2 separate regions of the Homo sapiens genome follow, and region 1 is linked to region 2. A link is a contact called in ENCODE Hi-C or POLR2A ChIA-PET data. All regions are on one chromosome and are shown on one strand. Each heading gives the region's core, a stretch centred on a gene start or an enhancer-like site at or near the end of the contact. The rest is flanking DNA. Distances are from core to core; before and after follow the strand shown. Region 1 overlaps TIAM2 (TIAM Rac1 associated GEF 2). Region 2 overlaps TIAM2 (TIAM Rac1 associated GEF 2).

What was found. Hi-C counts contacts between places; a loop is a spot of excess contacts on that map. ChIA-PET counts read pairs that join two places held with the same protein, here RNA polymerase II (POLR2A). Pooled maps may share reads with other maps.
Region 1: a map of Calu3 shows a loop between it and region 2 (5-fold over the local background). The contact joins two enhancer-like sites. A Hi-C loop is called at or near these places in 3 of 168 maps with a recorded cell type or tissue (Caco-2, Calu3 and HepG2), 1 of 37 single-sample maps with no recorded cell type and 5 of 50 pooled maps. POLR2A ChIA-PET finds 5 or more read pairs at or near these places in 6 of 52 experiments (BJ, CD4-positive, alpha-beta T cell, H1 and 3 more).

The regions. Positions count from the first base shown.
Region 1 is chr6:155,125,630-155,128,696 of GRCh38, reverse strand. It overlaps TIAM2 (TIAM Rac1 associated GEF 2), which reads right to left. Exons shown (of 27, transcript NM_012454.4): 3 at 1,097-1,207. Among named protein-coding and RNA genes, the nearest start is that of TIAM2, 130 kb to the right of the region's middle. RefSeq lists enhancers at 764-1,510, 518-1,717. Within about 2 kb of position 1,541, at least 4 of the 41 ENCODE cell types and tissues checked have a DNase peak (open chromatin) inside an H3K27ac peak, as active enhancers do; they include PC-9, where a contact is called at or near this core.
Region 2 is chr6:155,084,231-155,087,169 of GRCh38, reverse strand. The region is part of intron 1 of TIAM2 (TIAM Rac1 associated GEF 2); the gene reads right to left. Among named protein-coding and RNA genes, the nearest start is that of TIAM2, 90 kb to the right of the region's middle. Within about 2 kb of position 1,394, at least 4 of the 41 ENCODE cell types and tissues checked have a DNase peak (open chromatin) inside an H3K27ac peak, as active enhancers do; they include PC-9, where a contact is called at or near this core.

The DNA of each region.
Region 1 (3,067 bases), core at 292-2,791, 41 kb before region 2:
AAGATATGGGGTCTCACTCTGTTGCTCCAGGCTGGTCTTGAACTCCTGGGCTCAAGAGATCCTCTTGCCTCGGCCTCCCAAAGTGCTAGCATCACAGGTGTGAGCCACCACACCTGACCAAACTAATGATTCTTGAAGAGAAAAATTAGGGAAAGTATCTTTATTCTGTCAGTCTAAATACACAGATCTCAGTGATCAGAGAGATACATTTTCATTATACATAAACTACTGGTAGAGCTAAAATCTCTCCACAGTATTTTGAGAGACTTTTGCTCAAAAACTATCACATTTTTATAACATGACACCAGGTACCAGGCTCTGTTGGGGCTCTAGGAATACCACAAAAGAAAAAGGCCTGGAAGTCCTCAAAAATGAGGCTGAGATGAAAAATGGGGGAAAAAATAAGAGCTCTCATTTGGGAAAGAAAAACATTTTAATAAAACTAATCTCTAGAGCTTTTGTAAAGACTTCAGGTATCTTCACTTTAGAATATGATGAGAGAAGTAAGTATGAAGCTGACTTAGAATATGGGCATCAGAAAAACTTAATATTAGACTCTTACTTCCTTGTAAAAACCCCAGTTTGCTCAAGGAGTCTATTAGTTAAGCCAAACTCAAAGTGAAAAGGGGGAGAAGGAGGGAGGGAGGAAGGGAGGAAAGAAGAAACCATCTCTTTTGATTCTGAAATAATTTTTTTGAGGTGGGATCTTGCTATGTTGCCCAGGCTGGTTTCAAACCCCTGGGCTCAAGGGATTCTCCTGCCTCAGCCTCCCAAGTAGCTGGAACTACAGGCACATGCCACCATGCCCAGCTAGTTTCTCACTCAAACCAGTATATCACTATTTTAGGTCAGTTGGAGGTGATGCTCTTCTGGTGAGATCTCCAGATATATTTAGTAGGCTTTTTATTTTTAATTCTTTTATATCTAAGAATGTGTAGCCACAAAACAGAAGTTAAATGGATTGACTTTTCTTTGGTGGTAATTATCAAATATTTTAAAACCAAAATCGCTAGCCCAAATAATTAAACCTTTACTTATTACCTTAATCACAGTCATGCAACTTGACGTGACCCCCAGGCACAAGGGTTGGGTTTACCTGACGTCTAGTTTCTGCTGTGAGGGAGGTTAGTGGTCAGTAGGCTTTACATGGTCTTGGGAGCAACACAGCACATTTAACAAGCACGCAAAGTGAGTCCATGAAGTGAGCCTGAAAAACAGAAACGCAAGAAAACTCTGTGAAGCGTTTTACTCCAAGCTCCCACAAAGTCAAAAGGAAGCCTTAACGCAAATTATATGAAGAAACAACTGGTGTCCAGGGTCACTGTCAAGGTAATAAATGAAACGTCTGTGAACCGTGTGATTCATCAGGGTCATTTGAAGCCAGAACTGCCCACCCAGTCTTGCAAAGGCCACCAACTCAACACCCAGTCTGCAGTCAAATGCATGCCTTTGTTTCAGGGGAGACCGCTCCAGTGAGTCATGCGTGGCTCATCTGTCACCATGACCAGGAAAACAACTCTCAGTCTCACAGGGCTGCAGGAGCGTCAGGCTGTGTGACGAGAGGTGGCCCTTGTTCTCTATTTGACCAAGCAGCAAAAACAAAGCCCAAAATATAACATCACAGTGAATAGTCCTTGGTTAAAATAATTTAGCTTGTAGAGGTTGACCTCATAAATGAGATTAAAAGCTTTCTCAAGCACATGTTAGCAGGGGCAAGAGGTCCCCCTCTGAGGGATAAGGCAGGGCTTCTGAAAGGGAGGAGGACTGGCTGAGATGGGGAGGCTCCCCTCTGGCCGTGCTCACTGCTGGACACGAAGCCACAGACACGGGAAGCAGAGGGGTGAGGCCTTAATAGTGACTTTTTGTTCCTTTAAAAAAAAAAAAAAAAGTTTATTTGTAATTGTGGTCAAACATGGATAACATAACATTTTCCATCTTACCATTTATTTATTTATTTATTTATTTGAGACAGAGTTTTGTTCTTCTTGCCCAGGCGGGAGTGCAGTGGCACAATCTCGGCTCACTGCAACCTCCGCCTCCTGGGTTCAAGCGATTCTCCTACCTCAGCCTCCTGAGTAACTGGGATTACAGGCACGCACCACCACGCCCAGCTAATTTTGTATTTTTAGTAGAGACAGGGTTTCTCCATGTTGGTCAGACTGTTCTCAAACTCCCGACCTCAGGTGATCTGCTCACCTCAGCCTCCCAAAGCGCGGGGATTACAGGCGTGAGCCACCGCGCCTGGCCCATCTTACCCATTTTTAAATGTACAGGGCAGCAGTAAGTACACTGTTGTACAACCGTCACCGACATCCATCTTCAGAACTCTTTCCATCTTGCAGAACAGAAACTCTGCACCCATTAAACAGCAATTCCCCGGTCCCACAGCCCCTGGCAACTGTCATTCTACTTTCTGCCTCTATGAATTTGAGGACTCTAGATACCGCATATAAGTGAAAGCATTTGTCTTTTTGCAACTGGCTTATTTCACTTAGTATAATGCCCTCAAGTTTCATCCACGTGGTAGCAGATGTCAGAATTTCCTTCCTTGTTAAGGCTGAATAGCATTCTATTACATGTGCATGCCACATTTTGTTTATTCATTCATCCCATGGAGAGACACTTGGGTTGCTTCCACCTCTTGGCTATTATGAATAATGCTGCTATGACCATGGGTGTTTAACTAGCTCTTCCAGACCCTGCTTTCAATTCTTTATGATATATACCCAGAAGTGGAAATGCAATAGCATTAGGTTATTCTATTTTTATTTTATTTTTAGAAAATAAACTATTTATTGTCATAAGCACACCACTTAGGTTATTCTATTTGTAATTCTTTTTTTTTTCTCTCTTTTTTTGGAGACAGAGTCTTGCTCTGTCGTCCAGGCTGGAGTGCAGTGGCACAATCTCGGCTCACTGCAACCTCCGCCTCCCAGGTCCAAGTGACTCCCCTGCCTCAGCCTCTCAAGTAGCTGTGATTATAGGCGCGCACCATTGCACCAGATAATTTTTCTGATTTTAGTAGAGACAGGGCTTCACCGTGTTGGCCAGGCTGGTCTCGAACTTC
Region 2 (2,939 bases), core at 145-2,644:
TCTCTACAGGGAACACCTCCCTGGAGAACTCCTAATTGCCCCTCAAGACCCAGCTTAAGTGTCTCTTCCTCTGATCACCTACCATCATACCCCGAACCTCACAGGGTTATTGCTCCCTCCTTCACCTCACCACTCTTTCTGATATAGGCAATTGCCTCGCAATTATTTCTTTTTCACTCATTTGTCTCCTTTACTAGAACTCACTTACCTTTCCCCTTTACTAGAACTGCTTTGAAAGTGAAGTACTTTGTTTCCCTGGTGCCTGACACAATTCCTTACTCATGGGTGCTTAATAAATGTGTTCATGAAATAACTGATTCGTCAAATTGCTAATACAACGTGATTAATATGTGGCTTGGCTTGCTTTTCCATCATATCGCCATAACTTGAGTTAAAGAGGAAGCTGCAGCTTAACTACTGGTCATTTTGGTGGTTTTTGTTGGGGTTTTTTTTTTTTTTTTCCAAGATGGAGCCTCACTCTGTTGCCCAGGCTGGAGTACAGTGGCGCGATCTCAGCTCACTGCAACCTCTGCCTCCTAGGTTCAAGCAATTCTCCCGCCTCAGCCTCCTGAGTAGCCGGGATTACAGGTGCACGCCACCACACTTGTCTAATTTTTGTATTTTTAGTAGAGATGGGGTTTTGCCATGTTGGTCAGGCTGGTCTCGAACTCCTGACCTCAGGTGATCCACCCGCCTCAGCCTTCCAAAGTGCTGGGATTACAGGTGTAAGTCGCCGTGCCCGGCCAACTACAGGTCATTTTGGATGGAAATGATTTTAAGCAGGATTATAGAATATTTAAGCTTAGAGCACATTGACTTCATCCCTGTTCACTTTGCAGATGAAGAAAGTGAAGTCCAGTAAAGATCAAGTAGACCTCTCATGTAGACAGCGGGAAAGAGCTAAGACTAGAACTCAGATCTCCAAACAGCTACAACAGCTCTGTTTCCAGCAATGACAAGTTACTGGTTCCAAGAATGCTCTTCCTTGGATCTCAGCGCCTTCCTCAGGACCCTCTCTGCGTTCCTCACATGCTCCAGTGCCACGTGAACAATGAAGCTTCCCTGAGCTGGACTGCAATCCAGCAAGTGGCTATTCTTTCAACAGTGGAGACTGGGCTTCGCTGCCAGGGAAAGTCCCATTTTAAGGGAGAATTTGCAGTGGGCCGGGACTGCAATATCTTGTGACCACAGAAAGATCAAACAGGGCACCTTGAGTATGTGAGTCTATGAGATCCAAGGTGGTGCTAGGTAAACTATATCTATAATAAAACTCAAGCAATGCTATGCTTTTGCTTACACAAAGAGTGCTTGTATCTCTCACAGCACATAGGTGCCACGTGTGGACAGAGTCATCAATCAAGACTGATGGCTCATGCTTTTATCAGCATGAAAACCAGCCAGTCCCGCAGCCTTGGAGCTGCCTGTTTGCACCATGACATCAGTGTAATTTTAATTTAACATGAACACACCTTACATTCTTTTCCCTTGAGCTTTGTGATGAAAAGTGGTTTTATTTTTACAGTGCTAGGGATTCTGCCCCATGTCCTACTCGAAAGCTGAATATAATCCAGACCTTCAACTACATCACAAAGTTGTTTTTTTTTTTAATGGCCACATCTAAGAAATACTACATGATTAGTCAATCTAGAAGCCTACTGCCAAGGACTGGGTGAAGTTCAGAGTGCCCAGAGTTTATAAAACTTTCATTGTCAGGTGAACCAGTGTGCAAGCCCACAGTACGCAGCACAACTGTCAATGCAGGTCAATGAGAAAAGGTGGGGAAGGAAAGAGAAAGTTACTACTTACCCTGTGCCCTTCAAACATGCCTCCCACCTCTACGTAAGTAGAATGCATTTGTTACTAAAAATTTTCTCTCAAATTCATGCCTTCTTCAAATTGTATCTTCTTTGTAGCCACCATCTCCCTGAATTTAAAACATGTTTTAAAGTTGCTGGGTTTACTTTAGCCTCGTTATCAGCTAGGCAGCTTATCAATTCAGAGATTCGACTCAATGTTTGTAAGAAAACAATACAGAAAGTGGGATGTTTTCCAGGACTGGGAGTGAGAAATGTAACTCCCATCTCCCTTAACCCCTCCTGTGACCCAGGTTTGTAGGATCTAACTGGGCCCTCCAGAGTCTCCATTTACAGGTGGATTACTTATTATCTCATCACTCAGGGCCCGTAGAGATTTCAGACATAATGAACAAACCATTCTGTGACTCTTATTCCAAGGCATTAGGTAAGACTACATCATAATGTGGTATGCCTTAAATAACAATTTTCACCAGCCTCCCACGTCCACACTAATGCACTGTTCCTGCACAAAGAACTAATGGAATCAGATGCTGCACTCAACAAAGGAAAACTGTAGAGTTACCCAGTAGACTATAGAATGGGAGAGAAGCTGCCATTCATGACAAAGGGATGACTAATTACAATGAAAACAGCAAGTTTCAGTCTATCCTCCCCAAAGGACAGACTCCTATACACATGGAGCACAGTATTTACTGAGTACTGTAAGCCAAGTTACAAAAAGACCGTTGTTATTTATAAAACAGCCCATGTGAAACACCAAAAAAAATCAATGGCCAGCTAGAAGGAGAACAAGGTATACCCATTTTGTTCACTGCTCTCCCTAGGCTGGTGATCACATCAGTCAATCTGGCTCCTGTTTAGAGTAAGTCTTTCCTGGGAGTCCCACAAGGGTTCACGTATCCAGTGACAAAACTCAAGGATACAAAAGTTAGCACTATTTTTTAGTTAATGACATTCAATTCAAGAAGTATTTGTTGAATATCTATTCTGTTCAAGTCACTATGCTAAGTGCTGGAAATACGATGGTGACACAGCTTGCTTCTGATCTTGCCTGTACACAAGCAAGCCATTAGTCCCAACACGTGTGGTGGGGAACATGGTTGGGGGTGGGGGTAAGAGGCT